Regions from separate parts of the Homo sapiens genome. Here region 1 is linked to region 2. The links are chromatin loops, found by intact Hi-C in ENCODE. Cell type or tissue: heart right ventricle. All regions are shown on one strand. Links, peaks and the distances in the headings refer to the core of each region. The heading gives the core; the rest is flanking DNA.

The links. Hi-C counts contacts between places; a loop is a spot of excess contacts. Peaks named below come from ENCODE experiments on the same cell type or tissue, not always from the same donor. Only the 100,000 strongest peaks of a DNase experiment are listed, where the experiment ranks them.
Region 1: a loop joins it to region 2, with 1.8 times the contacts of the local background. A loop is called at or near these places in 2 of 110 quality-filtered maps.

The regions. Positions count from the first base shown.
Region 1 is chr12:20,036,553-20,044,897 of GRCh38, forward strand. The region is part of intron 2 of LINC02398 (long intergenic non-protein coding RNA 2398); the gene reads left to right. It overlaps LOC124902893 (a long non-coding RNA gene), which reads left to right. Exons shown (of 2, transcript XR_007063238.1): 2 at 1,331-2,898. Among named protein-coding and RNA genes, the nearest start is that of LINC02398, 26 kb to the left of the region's middle. In heart right ventricle, for the core only: a CTCF peak has its summit at 4,447; a DNase peak (open chromatin) is centred at 4,479; H3K4me3 peaks cover 3,189 bases; H3K27ac peaks cover 1,712 bases.
Region 2 is chr12:20,215,348-20,223,692 of GRCh38, forward strand. No RefSeq gene overlaps it. Among named protein-coding and RNA genes, the nearest start is that of LINC02468, 92 kb to the left of the region's middle. In heart right ventricle, for the core only: a CTCF peak has its summit at 5,207 (motif pointing left); no DNase peak of the experiment used is centred there.

The DNA.
Region 1 (8,345 bases), core at 268-8,267, 180 kb before region 2:
TCCATTTTTACTTGCACTGGTAGTATTCTCAATTCCAAGGCAATATGAGCACTAACACATAAGGATTCTATAATTTCCCCAGAAATAACTCTTCTCCTTAGAGGTCAACTGACTTCTTTGCTCCTGAGGCATCCGCTTCAGTTGGGCAGTGGCTCCTGCAAGGAAGTGTGGGTCCCAGCTCTGTGGTGGCCCCTTTCTTCAGGTGACTAAGGCACCAACACCAGACAGACAACAGCCCCTCTTCAGAGGCCTCGGTCTCAGTTCTGCAAGGCCCCTCTTCCAAGCTTCTGAGTTTTACTAACCTCCTCTTGTTTCCTCAGATTTAGGGAGTGGTATCTGTCTGCTGCAGTTTCTACTTCCATAATACCTTACAATCCTTTCTGTCACATCCCCTCTGTTAATATAACTGGCCGACTTCAATTTTCTGAGTGGTACATGCACTACTGATATCAACATGAATTCACTCTTTCTTCTTTCTTTATCTCTAAGTCACATTCAAATGAAAAGTAGAAATGAACACATCATCCAACTACCATGAGCGACCAGCTTTGTATCTAGAACATTTAAGTCACCAGAGATATCTTCCAGAATTTTTTTATTCTAAAATTTATTCTTAAGTATGTCAACAAAAAAGAGAAGGATCACTGCGATCAGTAGATTTTGCAAATTTTTTAAAGCAGTTTCTATTCTTTCTCTTGTCTCAGTGTTGTTGTCACCAAACTCATTACTCTGGCTTTTATTCTATGACTCCCTTGAAATAGTTTTCTTCTGAATTCCCTGCGTTATTTCTTTATTACTGTCAAGGACAACTTGTTATTCTTAAGATGCTACAAGGAAAAGTTATGTTTCCTTAATTTTTACACCAGTTTGTCAAGCGGTGATAGCAATATGCACTCTTATATGACTGGAGATCAGCTCAGGAGGAAGTCTAATATGAGACAATCTGCGGGTTATTGGAACCATTCATAAAGTGTGCAAATTTTCTAATCTTCTCTGGACGATTGATATTTTAAAATGTTTTCTCACCACTCACACTTACAAAACTGTCTTTATGTGTGCCACAATCAATATTTGTCCACAGTATGACCGTGAAAATAACCCTAGACTGGGGCAATAGTTCCCAAACATTTTTGTTTCAGGAACACTTTATACTCCTAAAAATTACGGAGGATCCCAAAAGTGTTTTTCTATGTGGGTTATATCTATACATATTTATTGAGTTGGAAGTCAAACTTGAGAATTTAAACAATATTTTAGTTTATTTAAAACTAACACATATCGTAAATTACACCCTTTTATGAAAACTGTGTGTTATTTCTGCTTCTTGCAGATCTCTTTAATGTCTGGCTTTAATAGAAGACAGCTGATTCCCTTACAGCTGCTCTGCATCCAATCTTTTGTAACATGTTGTTTTGGTGGAAGGAAATGAAGATTCCAGCCTCACACTGATATCTAATTTGATAACAGAAGAATCTTTTAGTAACATTTTCAGGTAGTTGTGAGTAGTCTCTTTTGATATTATACAAAAATTCAAGTGATCGTTTCTTAAAGTTCAGTTGCGATGTGAGATCTGAAAGCTTGTTAATGAAGTTTATCTACTCTGTACATTACAATCTGCTGGTCTCTTGTACTTTTACCCATCCTTGGTTTTGTAACATGATATATTATTCACTTGGAAACTCTTGATTTGTTGAGTTAATACAGTCCTCCTAAATGTAGACATATTTTATTATATGTTATTAAAAACAGTTTTCATTAAAATAGCCATTGAGCTCATTTAAAAAGTCTTTAAGTATTGAGAAGTAATCAGACTCACAGTGGCAAATAGCAGTTTTCCAAAATTCTAATTTTTGCTTGAAAACTTGCATTTTATTATTGGCAATAAGCCTGTCAATTGTTTTTCTTGAAGTAACTGGCTTTTTTCATTTTGAAGGCATTATCAGCCAAATGGACAAATCTGCACAGTGATAGTTTATCTGCATTCTTTGAAGTAAAAATCGTGTTCCTGAAAAAAAGCCCTGGTTCTGTTTGCAACTCAAAATATTGCACATATCCTATTACTTGAGAAAACCATCGTACTTTGTTATACAGCAGAAATGCTTTACGTGGGCCACATTACATCACATAGAATGTTTAAAAGATGTAGACTAATGGACCAAGATTTAATAAAATTGATAATTTTTACTGTTTCATGAAGGAAATTCTAAATTGAAACCTTTTTTTTTTTTTTTTAGATTGAGAGTGTATAGAGAAGTTGTTGGGTGCCATGGCCTTATGTAGGGCTAAGGCACAAATAGCTTTGCTCACCTTTGCTTTTGCACCAACAGTGCAAATGTGAACACAAAGAAGTAAAGAACACTTTAGTATAATAATAAAAACACTGTTGATCTTTCTAACTCCTGAAAAGTTCTCTAGGACCCCTATGGGTCCATAGAATACATTTTCAAGACTGCTGCCCTAGAGCAATATTTTGATTTCACTCACAATTCAGAAACTCTTAGAGGTAAAATACTAATTCATATCTGTTGGTTTTAAAAGCACATGCTTTTTTTTTCTATTTTCAATAATCAGTTTAACCAATATGAATTTTTTTATTTTTAGTAAGAGTGTTACTTAATGCCATATCTCATGGCTCAAATGGTAGTAAATGACCAAAACAGCATAGGAGAAAGTAGCAAATGTACGTTTAGTCTCATCATAAGGAAAGAATAGTGCTAGAAAAATAAATGGTCTTTTTCTATATCATCTGTTGTAAGGACACTTTGCATGGAAAATTGGAAAGATTTTTATGTATGTTTATTCTCATCATGTTTGCCATTTTACCATTTAGCTACTCCACTTGTAAATTTTTATTACTAAAATTGTCTAATCTCATTAAAATGAGTTTATACCAGTAAATGGTGGTGCTTTTGAGTCTAAACAAAAATATACAAATTTCACTTCATTATATTCACAGTAGGCAGCTCACTCGAGCAATATTTTCCCATTCTGACATGTGCTGTCAGGATCTATGGCCTTTCTCAAGAAAGAAAGAAATTCTCTTTGCAAAATACAGTAAAAACTAAGCTTCTATTCTGAATTTGTAAATTTTCCTTTCTTGACACAGACATGAACTGCTGCTGTCTTAAATCTTGCACTCCCAAAGGAAAGTGCGCCTTCCCGCTGTCTTTTCTTTCTTTATTCTCACCCCTCCGCATATAAATCTAGTCTGCTCGTGCTTTCCAAACTGTCTACACTTTTTACAGAATAGCAACAATGGATGAGACTACTGAAAAGATGTGCCATGTTGGTATAGTAGCTATTATTTCAACAATGCCAAGCAATAGCACAGCAAAGGAGATGCAATCTTCCTAGAATTAGTTTTACTTTAAATGAGAACAATCTTAGTAAATCTGATAAATTAACAAAAATAAAACCCTCTGGTTACTTCAGATAAAGTGCAAAGAAAACAAGCTCTTTCAGTTTCCTCATTTCAAGTGAAGTTCGCAGGGGAATTATTTGACTTTACAACTTTATGATATGTTTGATGCATTTTTAGTACTTTGTGTATTTTTCATTGTAACATTTTAAATGACTGTTAAGGAGTTAGAGTGACCATCCACAGCACACATGGAAAAATGCTGCTTAGAAGCATGGGACATTAATAAGTGAACTGATATTTATATCTTAGAATTTGTTTACTTTTTTGAGAATCTCATTAGAAACCTATGCTGGGATATAAAATTCTTTAGGCAGATTTCACTAAGTAGAGCCAATTGTCCTTTGTTTCTTTTGCTGAACCCAGTATTGCATAAAACTGCCAATGCACAACCAAGCTGTAGGCTGATGGAAAACAACATCAGCCAAGAGATTCACCTAGAAGCCAGCTAACGGAGCTGGGTTCCCTTTTGGTGTGAAGGCATCAGAAGACCATCAGCTCTAGAAATAAAACTGAAAAAAAAAAAAAAAAGAAAAAAGAAAAAAAAAAACAACTCTGGCAAGCCGTGTGGAGAAAGACTATGGCTGACAACACATAACTAGTCTTTATCTTTCCAAGGTGATGTGAGAGTTCTTAATTCACTTTTATCTTTTGCAGATGCCCAGAAATAGTTCTAGGCATTTTGAAATCATCGCTAATAGAATAACAATACATACAAGTAATATGGTGCTGGATTTTGAATGGCTGTTAGTAAGACAAACAGCTCCACAAAGTCAATTCTCTCCTTAATACCCACTGTCCTAAACATTTTGCATTAGTCTTTCTTGTTCTCAGTACCTTACATAATCACATTTGCATCCCATCTGTCCCCACCCCCACCATGATTTTTCCCTCCATTTAGAAGGGAAAGTAAAGAAAAATATTTTCTTACCAAATTCTTTTGCTCTCTCACTTTTTCTGCATTGACACAGCAACCAAGCCAGCTGTCAGCAGAGGCTGCTTGGTGCTTTAGAAACGTGTATCAGCAGAACACATTCTGTCCTTGTGCCAGGGCAAATTAGAGGAGCAGCCAGCAGGGTGGTTACTGGTTCTGGTAAGGAGAGAAGCGTCTACTCAGCACTCACTTTTCTATCCCTGCCCACCTGCCCCTTTCCGTCCTGACTTCCTGCTTGCAGGGATCCTTCTTTCACCTCTCTAGGGCTGGTGCTATGGAGCTCTGAATTCACCAGTTATTATATTGATTGTGAGGTTCCAGTGCTCTTCCTAACCTGCAAGAAATAATTAGAACCCGCTCCTTCTTAACCCTACACCACTAATTTTCAAACACAGGTGTGTTGTGTAAAGTGTGAAGCATCTGAGACTTTGTAGGTAGGCAAGGGATCTTCATTTTTAATAAATATAAGGTAATTTTAACTAAAATAATCTCAAGATTAATTTTGAGAAACATTTAAAAATTGTATTTCCACCTCTTCTTAGGGCATCGTGCAACCTTGGATATGGGGAAAGGAGGACATTGGAAAAACTTCCAAGTGAATCTGATTCTGGACCCGTCCTTGACAACCATTTCTCTAGACCAGGAATCCTCAATTCTGGCTCTACCATAGACTCAGCTAGGGAGGGCTTTTTGTTTGTTTGTTTGCTTTTTAATGTAGATACCCAGATCCATCCACCCCCAAAGATTCTGATTTACTAACTATTGGTATTTTAAAAAATCTCCCCAAGTGACTCTAATATATAAGTCTCAAGTAAATGTTCTCAAAGTGTGGTTCCCAGATCACCATCACTTGAGAACATGTTAGAAATGCACGTATTCAGACCCATCCCAGATCTACTGAATCAGAAATTCTGGGATTGGAACCAGCAACCCATCTTTAGAGACCTCAGGTGATTCTAATACATGCTAAAGTTTGAAAACCACTGCTCTAGACCAAACTTCAAACTTCAAAAAAAATAGATATTTAGATAATACAGTTGAAGCTTAAACAACATGGGTTTGAACTGCAGAGATATTTTTTCAACTACATGTGGATGGGAAATACAGTGTTTATGGGATATGAAACCTGAGTATATGGAGGGCTGACTTTTTCCATATGTAGACACCAACTGCGGGGACTTAATTATATCTTCCATCTCTTCCATGTTAGTATAATATTTGCACACATATACCTTAGCAAATAATCTAATGCCATTCCTAACATAATGGTTGATTTGCTATAGGCAGAACATTTAATTAATTACAGTGATAGAAAATAATATAACCTCCCCACCAAGAGATGTAGGATGCAGTTAACCTTGCTACTCATTACTGTATCACGTTTAGTGTCAGCATTCTTCTAAAATAAGTGTAAGAACTTAAAAAATGAATAAGATGCTGAAAGAGGATGAGCACAACTTTATAGCATTTCTCCTCTCTCCCCCAATATTACATGGAAAGGGTAGAAAATATGGCATTCAATACATTAAGCAGCTTTCTAAATGTGGCTTCCTTTCAAATTCATTTTAAAGTTTAATAAAGTTGTGACATTTATTTGGCAGTTATGCGGTAAGATATTTTTATATACCAGTGCAGATTCTAAGAGTATACGAGTATCAGATTCCTTAGTCTTTATAATAACATTTGAGGTAGGTATGGCTACAATATAAAGGAGGGAAGCAAGACGAGGAGAGATGAAGTAATTTACCCAAGATGACCCAGCTATCAAGTGGCTGAGCCTATGCCCTTAGTAACTACATTATACAGGCAAAATCAAAGCTGTGGATTGGTTCTTTAATGTCTTAAAACTTTATTTTGGTCAAAACCACTTTTTCTCCATGACCTATATTTTTCTTCTTATTTCTCTAGTGTTTCTTTTTGCATTTGTTTCTAATTTTTCATTGTTTTTTGGGGAAAATGTTTTATGTCACTTCTGTTTATGACATACATTATGATTTTTCTGTTTTTAATCGGTTGGGGTAAGTAACTGAAAAAAAAATCTGCCCTTTCAATCACAGGATGTTTTGAATCTATTGTTTTAACTAAGTTGAGATGTTATTTGCATAAGTAAAAAGAGGTAAACATATTTCATTTTCAAATTTTCCCAGGCGATGTTAGCAGGTTCCTCTACTTCTTCCGAGAAAGATGAATTTGACTATTGGAATAAAGTCTCCACCGAATTTAATCATTTTCCCAGGATTTGTTTTTCATATTCTTTATCACATTGATAGGTTTCTACATGTTGTGGGTTTGGCAAGGTATTATATAGAAGGGCCAGAAAGCTAATGTCTTGATATTTCTGTGTCAAAACAGTCAGAGGAATTCAAGCTGTCAGGTGTCAGAGAAAGTCTACACCTTATAAATTCTTGGCTCAGTTTTGTAAACCTAGCACTTTTGAATAAACCTCCAGTTTTCTCATTTATGATGAACAATGTGGTGTTTTCTTGCACCATAGTTTACATTTTCAGAAAAAAGGAAGGATGAAAACAAGGGGAGTAAGAGACGGGTGTTTTCTAAAATTCTAAATTGAGTACATAATAATTAGGAGATATATCAAAAGATTAAAACTGACTAGATGTTACTGAATATTATGAATAACTTAATAGGTCTTATTTCTGCTGCTTTCTGACAGAACTGAGGATGGAGAAGTTTATTTGGACCAGTCAGTGTAGTTAGTAAGAGAGTTGATTGATCTAAGGGCCTATATTTTCAACCTCTGTCATTTTTTACCCCTCTACATTTTTATTTCTTGTACCTCTGGGCACAAATAAGATCTACAGGGCTGTGCAGGGCTGGGCCTAAGCTGGTTGGAGGCCCCACATTTTGGGCAGATCCTCAGGTGTTCACTACTCTGCTCTTCTGTATTCAGTCCCGTGGTGCTTGTGTTGAGCCATTTGTAAATCCTGGTGTAGGTGAAAGTGCCTGACCTGTAGAGGGTATAGTGTCTTGGGTGTAAATCCTGACTTGAAACCACATTGCTGCATTACTTCAGAAAAATGACTTAACCCCTCAACCACTCATTTTCTTCATTTATAAAACTAAAATACAAATATCCACCTTATAAATTTATGACGAGTCTATGATTAATAACAACACCAGCCGCAGTGATAACATTAACAGTAACAGAACAATGCAGTAGCCAGACCCTCTTCTGAAATGTGGAGCACAATATTAGCTCAACAAACATGATCTGGTATCTTTGACAACTTCCCAAATTGCTAACAGAAGATAGTCTAGATATCGAGCAACATTAGATAAAGTTTTCTGCACCAGCAGATATTAAAGAACAATGTTTGAATCCCTGAGTTGGGTAAGGTTAAAACTTTTACCCAAATTTGTATTTTTGCAACCTCTATTAATTTCTAGTGGGAGTTATGCAAATGTCTCAAAGGATTGAATCTGGCCTTAAATCATTAAAATTTGTGTGTCTGTAACTCCTTTAAGTGTTTTAGTATGACATTGGCTGTGCTTTGGGATAGATCCATGCTTTTCAAGGCAATGTTAGGCTGCATGCCTAACCTCAGTGAACACAAGTGGCCAAAGGCCTGCACATTGTTAGGAATCCTAATAGAGTTTTATACAAAAATTTTCATGGTGCTATCAGTATTTCATCAGTAGTTGGACAATCTGGTTTTTATCAATTCAGATACACAGCTTATCTGTAGACAGCCAGAAAGTGAGCGGAATATCTCCAGGAAAAAAAAAATTATACTTTCAGATTAATTCTTTCTTGGAAAACAAAAAATAACAGGAGTTAGTAATTCATGGCCAAGGAATGCAAACACCAGAGAATCAGCCATATTGGGGAAAAGTAAAAGAATATTCAATGTATTGCTTTCTTAAACTTACTGCAAAATGGCACTTGATAAAGTTGTGTCTGGGGCTGACTTTCACGAGAGATGCTTTACATTCTAAGTGATGAGAACAAAGGTTAAAAACTTTTATCTGTATCCT
Region 2 (8,345 bases), core at 327-8,326:
AAGCAGTTAAGGTCAATGATACATGTATAGGGATTTCCACAAATAACCACATAATTTTACATGCCATTACCAAGACTGTAGGTAAGAGGTACTATTGTACACTGTAAAGAAAAATACAATTAAATGTTTCCTGAGAGCAGGAACCCTACATCCTCAACAACTAACATAGTGCCTTGGCAAATAGTAGGTATTCAATAACTGTTTGCCAAATGAATAAAGAATAACTTAATAACATTCACAGTTAGAGGGAACTTGTTAGTGAGGATGAAAATGAATAGTCAACATTGATTTGCAGTTGAAACTGTAAAGCTGCAACTTCTTAGCTTGTCTGTTAGGCCGCTGATGAAAAACAGAGAGAATACCTTCTCTCAAAAAGCTTCACGGGGAAAATATGGTCTGAGAAATAATTTTTAATTTGAATATGCACATAATCCAAATTCATCTATACACCAAAAATTCCATAAGTGGTATATACACTATTCAGTGGATACACCAAAAATGGCCTTATGTCCTAAGAATTTGTTCTTTCAGTCAATAAACAAATTTTTTGGAGTGCCTACAGTGTGTTAGTCATGGTTCTAAATAGTAGAAAAATGGTAGTAAAAAAACAGAGAAAAATGTTTCCCTCATATACCATACATTCTAGTATAAGAAGTGAGAGTAAACAGTTAAATTTATATTATGTCAAAACAGTGAAGAAAACCAAGCAGGAAATTAGTACTGGTGTGTATATATGTGTGTCTATATGTAAGTAGGTGCAGTTTTAAATACAGTTATGTAGGAGTCCTCACACATAAGATGACATCTGACTGAGGATATGAAGGAGGAGAGATGTAAATATTTGGGGACAGGGGGAGATGATGGGAAAAGCATTTTTAGAAATGGACTAGTACATGCAAAGTTCCTAAGGCTGGAGAGTGCTTACATTGTTGGAGAAGAGAAAGAAGCGTGGTGCTGGAAGAGGGAGCATGGTACGCAACAAAGTCAGAGCAGTCAGATGGGGATAATATAGGCCCTTACACATGGTTGTAAGGGCTCAGAATTTTCTCAGCATGGGAAATCATTAGTGGGCTTTGAGCAAAAGAATGACATGATTTAAATTGTGCTTCATAAGAATTTCTCCCACTACTTACTGTTTTTTGAATGGAACAGGGTCAAGAGTAAAAGCTATTACAATGATCCAGGTGAGAGATGATAGCAATGAAGTGGTAAAAAGTGGTCATATATTGAATATATAGTTGAAGGCAGAATTGCCAAGATTTGTCAAGGGACTGGATATGGGGCAGAAAAGAGATTAGTCAAGGATGACACAGAGGTTTTCAGCTGGAGCAACTGGAAGGTTTGAGTTGCCATTTACTGAGATGGGAAGGGGTCGAAGAGGAGATTTAAGAGATTAGGAATTCAGATTGGAGACGTAAAATAGGAAGCTGGGTGTGTGAGCTCAGAGGAAATGTCTAGGCCTGATATATAAACTGGAGAGTCATCAGCTCATCAGCCTATAGATGTTATTTAAAGTCCTAAAACTGAATGAGCTCACCAATGAAAGTCTGTTTGATAGATAAGAGAAGTCCACAGATCAATCCATTGCGAGAGTGAGGATAAACACTGAGAAATAGCATCCAGTGAAGTAGTAGACAAGGCAGAATTTAATATTTAAAAGCCAAGTGTTACAAGTGTTTTAAGGATGTTGATTAATGGTGCCAAATGTTGCTTAACAATCATGGAGGTGAGAACAGAGAACTCATCAAAATAATTAACAATGGGAGATCATTCCTGACCTCAGCAAGAGCTGTTTCACTGGAGAGATGGGGCCTGATGTGGTTTGGCTCTGTGTCCTCGCCCAAATCTCATGTTGAATTGTAATCCCCAATGTTGGATGTGGAGCCTGATGGGAGGTGATTGGCTCATGGGGCCAGTTTCTTGTGGTTTAGCACCATGTCCCCTTAGTACTGTCCTCATGAGTTCTCATGAGATCTGGTTGTTTAAAAGCGTGTAGCTCCTCTCTTCCCTCTCGCTCTTGCTCCTGCTCCCACCATGTGAGACATCTCATTCCCCCTTTGCCTTCTGCCATGATTGGAAGCTTCCTGAGGCCTCCCAGAAGCAGAAGCTGCTGTGCTTCTTGTACAGCCTGCAGAACCATAAGCCAATTAAACCTCTTTAAAAAAAAAAAAAAAATTACCCAGTCTCAGGTCTCTCTTTATAGCAATGCAAGAATGGACTAAAACAGGGCCAAAGATCTGAATTAGTTTGGGTTAAATAGAGAACAGAAAGAGAGGAATTGAAGGCAAAAATAAATATACAATTTTATATTTTGATAAGAGAAGAGCCAGTGGGTTAGTGAAGATAACAGGGTAATGGACAGTGAGTGTCCGTGTGAAAACATCTACCAGCATACCTGGGAATAGTATGACCACAGCAGAAAAATCAGCTATCATGTTATACGGCTGTGTGGAAATCTATGTCCCTGGTGGGGAGACATTTCTCAGAGTAAAAAGATGAAGGAAAACTTAATTGACACATTTGAAGATATAGAGTATTTTCCCTGTGACTGACCCATTAGTCCGGTGGGCCTAACGAATGGTTTTAGGAATTGGAGAATATTAGGTGACAAGGTCAGGTTAGGAGATATACAGAGCGATATGGGTTTGGGGTCCCAGAGACAGGTAATGACCTAGGAGTCAAGTGCTTCTCTGACTAATGTAAACAATAATAGATAATCTTAAGCAAATCATATGCACAAGGTTGTGAGTAATGGAGACGAGGGAGGAGGAGATGGGAGTATTGCCAGGAATATACAGAGTGCTGGGGCATTTGTTATGTGATACCTAGACTTGCCCAAATTTTCTTCTTTTTCTAGATGGTAGATTTTTTTGAACTTTCTGCCTGACTCCACTTTTCTTGTAGTGTATGATACAATGGTCATTAAGTAAATATTTGTTGAAAAAACAGAATAGAGAAATAAATATGTGATTCCAGAAGATGATAAAATGATGAATACAGCTTCATCCGAAAGGGGGTGGAGTAACATGTGGCAGACCAAGACTCCCATTAAAAACAACTAGAAAAGCCATGTAAGATCATAATCAGTTTGATGATGTCAAAAGTTGATGAGCAAGTAAATATCGAAGGACTAAATCAGGAGATTTGGATTTGGAGTGCATGGATCTTGTGGCTGATTTTCTCATCAAAACAATTATTAGATTCCGGAGTTGCACAGGATTGAAGATAGCAAACAAACTGATGTCCAATACCTAATAGTTCTTGAAGTAACTCTCAATTCCCCCTATTTTGGGGATGTATACAGTCACTGGAGTGAATAACCCAAGGACCCTGTGGGAGGGACAAAAGGGAATCATCACAGTACACACTTGCCATTATGTTACAGGGTTCTTCTTACTGTGGATCCCTGGGGCCTAGATAATGGCCCTCCAAATCGGGAAGCTCCAAATCTGAAAATTGTCTCAGACCTGATAACTGAGCAAGGCTTACGGTATTTTATTTGGGAAATAGCCCTCATCTCCCTACCCCTCCATTCATGATTTGTTGTTTTTATTGATTTTGAGCAGAACCTTTCCTGGCTACATATTTCTTTTACTTATAGGGATGGCATATGCTATTAATGGTCTGCATGGCCCCCTGTGAGTCAAGCTTGCTTTGCTTGGCTCCTACTTTGTTCATCTTTCAACCTTGCTGGTCATTATAATAATTGCATAACCATAATGCTAATGATAATTGCTTAACTTATTATTAAGCCCTGCCACTTGGTCTCTATTATTGGGATGAGGAAGCCCAAACATCATCTTCATGGTTATAAATGAGCCCAGCTCTGTGACTGCCTTTCCTACTGACATTTCTACCTTGCAGAACAAAACATCTTCTGAATATTTTAGTGATGCTGGAGCCCCTCATGTCAACGCATGCCTGAGGGCTTTCATGAACATGTGGTCCTCTGGGCCTTCTTGTGGAATATAATCTTCTGATGGGTGATGGGTCTTTCAGCCTTATATATTTATTGACGTGTGCTCATTTCTTTCAGCCTCTCTTTCCCTTCCTATACTATCGGTCAGAATAATTCAAGCATTTCCACCTTGCTGAGAGTTTTTCACTCCTTTTTCCAGACTTCTATGAGCCAAGCAGTGAGTTTTATCCCATCTCCAATGTCCTAACTTAGAGCATGTAGTCCTGCTATAATTTGAATGTTCTGACCCTTTCAAAATCATGGTGAAACTTAATGCCCAATGCAACAGTATTAAGAGGTGTCACCTGTGGGAGCTGATTGAATAATGAGGCCTCTTCCCTCAGGAGTATGATTAGAAGCCCCTATAAAGTGACATGACAGAGGGAGTTCACCCCATTCTTGCACATTTCAGCCCTTCTGCCATGTGAGAACACCTAGATGGTATCATGTATGAGAAATGGGCTCTCATCAGGTAACGAACCTGTGGGCACCTTGATCTTGGGCTTTCTAGCCTCCATAACTGTGAGAAATAAGTTTCTGTTTTTTATAAATTACTTGGAGACTTCTGGTTCCAAACTGGTGGCATAGACACAAGCTGGCTTTACTCCCCAACCCCTTTTCCCCCAGAAGACCAAAACCAAATATACAGCACTGAGATCATCAACAGCAATATATCAAAACTCAAATGTGAGGATAAGTCAGTTTCCTGGGTCACAAATAATTAAAAAAAAAAAAAACTCAGTGGATTGTAAGAGAATCAGATTTTTATATTTATGACACCCTTCCCCTCACTCTGCCTGGCACCAGACATGTGGAAACTTTTCCCCAACTCATGGCTTCTACACTGGAAAAGTGAGAATAAAGTGAACAACCAGCTTTCCCACCATCTTGGGTTCTTTAGCAGGTGACTCGTCCATGCCTCAACCCAAGAGAAGCATTCCGAGTGCCTGAAGTGAGACGTATCCCTGAGGACAGCCAGAGACAAAGCAGGGAAGTGAGACTACCAACTCCAGCCCTGGAAACTCTGCTCTGTAACTCTGTCAAAGGAGATACCAAATCATAGTGGCTGTTTGGCAGCATCATACTGTAAGAAGTATGTTCCATAGGTCTCCTGGGCATGAACCACTAGCCAGCCTTTCCACATGGCTGGACCTCCCTTTGGGACCTCCCCAGTTCTAGATAGGCAGCACTCTGATTGGTTAGTAGAGCTGACAGAAATCTGGGCTTTAGGCACCATCTAGTGCCAAAAAGGAGGCAGTGACTTAGAGAACAAATATAAGACATTCAACAGGTAAATTACAAAGATTCTCTAAGCAAACATAACCAATAGTAACGAAAACAAGCCAGACAGAGAAGTCTGGAATAAATAATCCTTAAATGCAAAGACATAGAACTGTAGCCACAAGAAACAATAGCAAAGAAAGAATGATGACCTCCCCAAAGAGACAAAGCAAGAAAATAGTGACTGACCCTAACAACATAGTGATACGTGAGCTCTCTGACCAAGAATTCAAAAGAGCAGTTTTAAGGAAACTCAGTTTCCTCAAATATCAAGTTTAGATATTTGTCCCCAACCAATTATCATATTATATTGTAATCTCCAATGCTGGAAGTGGGGCCTGGTGGGAGGTGTTTGGATCATGGGGGCAGATTTCTCGTAGCTTAGTGCTGTCTTCATGATAGTGAGTTCTCACAAGATCTGGTCATTTAAAAGTGTGTGGCACCTCCTTCCTCCATTCTCTCTCACTCCTGCTTTCACCATGTGTAAAGTGCCTTCTCCCACTTGGCCTTCTGCCATTATTTAAAATTCCCTGAAGCTTCACCAGAAGCCAAGCAGATGCCATACCATGCTTCCTGTAAATCCTGCAGAACCATGAGCCAATTAAACCTCTTGTCTTTATAAATTATGCAGTCTCCGGTGTTTCTTTATAGCAATGCAAGAATAGACTAATACACTCAGTGATCTCCAATGTAACACAAAAACAGCTCAAAAATTTATCGGAAAAATTTAACAAAGAGATCGAAATAACTTTTAAAAGTCAAACAGAAGTCTTGGAACTGAGAAATACATTTGCTGAACTAAAAGTTTTTTAGAGGCTCTCAACAGCAGAATACACCAAGCCAAAAAAAAAAAAAAAAAAAAAAATCAGTAAGCTCAAAGGCTATTTGAAATTACACAGTCAGAGAAGTAAAACAGAAAAAATAATGAAAAAGAATGAAGATTTTTTCCACAAAACATATAAACTTACCTCAAAAAACCAAATCTGAGAATTATTGATGTTCAAGAGGGAGTTGAGTAGGAGCAAGGGGTAGAAAGTTTATTTAAAAAAAGAATAATAGAAAACATTCCTAAACTTGAGAAAGAGATCAATATCCAGGTACAGAAAGATTAGAGAACACCAAACAGGTTCAATCCAAATAAGACTACCCCCCAAAATATAATAATCAATCTCTCAAAGGTCAAAGACAAAAAGAATTCAAAAAGCAGCAACAGAAAAAAAGGCAAAAAACTTATGAAGAAGCTCCAATTCATCTCCCAGAAGACTTCTCAATGGAAACCACACACACTTGGAAGTAGGGGGACAATATTTTCAAAGTTCTGAAGAAAAAAAAACCTGTCATTCAAGAATACTTTATCTTGCAAAGCTATTCTTTATATATGAAGGAGAGAGAAAGTCTTTCCCAGATAAACAAAAGCTAAGAGAATTCACCATTACCAGACCCTTCTTACAAAGAAATGCTAAGGGAGTTCTTCAAAGTTTTCTTTCCAAAAAATACACTAATGTGCACAAAGAAACCATTTGAAGACAAAATCCACATGTGAAATTAAATACAAAAACTCAGAATACTTCAATACTGTAATTGTGGCATACAGTACCCTTACAATTCTAGTATGAAGCCTAAAAAATGAGTCAATAATAAAACAATAATAGCTAAGTTATAGGCAATATACAAATATGTACATTGAGACAACCAAAAGTCAAAATGTGAAGGAATTGAGTTAAAATGCAGGGAAGTTTTTAGTTTTTTCTTCGTTTGCTTTTACTATTTTTTGTGATATAAATTGTTATCTATTTAATGTAAGTTGTTATATCTATAAGATATTTTCGTAAGCCTCATAGTAACTACAATGCAAAACCCTAGAACAGATACACTAAAAGTTAAAAGCAATGAATTAAAACATACTATCATGGAAAATTACATAGCCATAAAGGATAACAGCAAGAAAGGAAGAAAGAGAGGAGATAAAAAACAACCAGAAAACCAGCAACAAAATGTCTGTAGTAAGTCCTTACTTACTAGTAACAACACAGAATGTAAATGGACTCAGTTTTTCAATTAAAAGACGTAGAGTGACTGAATGGATACAGAAGCAAGACTCAAATATGCTGCCTACAAGAAATCCATCTCACCTATAAAGACACACACATAGACTAAAAGCGAAGGGATGGAAGGAGATATCATTCAAGAAAATTCAGCATATCTTTATGATAAAACCCCCAACAAAGGTATAGAAAGAACGTACCACAAGATAATAAAGGCTGTATATGACAAACCCACAGCCAGCATCATATTAAAAAGGGAACATTTAAAAGCCTTTCCTCTAAGATCTAGAACAAGACAAGGGCAGCCACTTACATCACTTTTATTCAAGAATATACTGAAGTTCTGGCCAGAGCAATTAGGCAGGAGAAAGAAATAAAGGGCATCTAAATTGGAAAGGAAGAAGTCAGATTAGCCTTGCATGAAGATGATGTGATCTTATATTTAGAATAACCTAAAAACTCCACCACAAAACTGTTAGAACTGATAAACAAATTCAGTAAATTTGAAGGATACAAAAATCAACATACAAAACCAATAGTATTTATATACACCAATAGTAAACATTCTATAAAAGAAATCAAGAAAGCAATAACATTTACAATTGCTATAGAGTATAAAAGACCTAGGAATTAATTTAAACAAAGAAGTAAAATATCTTTACTAGAAGAACTATAAAACATTGATTAAAAAATTGAAGAGGGCACAAAAAATGGAAATATATCCCATGTTCGTGGATTGGAAGAATTAATACTATATTATGTATTAATATAATAATACTATCCAAAGCAATTCACAGATTCAATGCAATTCCTATCAAAATACCAGTGATGCTTTTCACAGGAGAGAAATTAATATGGAACCAGAAAAGACCCTTAATAGCCAAAGCTATCCTGAGCAAAAAGAATAAAGCTGGAGGTATCACCCTACCTGACTTTAAAATATACTACAAAGCTGTAGTAAATCAGCATGGTAATGGCATAAAAACAAATACATAGACCAATGGAACACAATAGAGGACTCAGATATAAATCCACCTATTTACAGTCAACTCATTCAACAA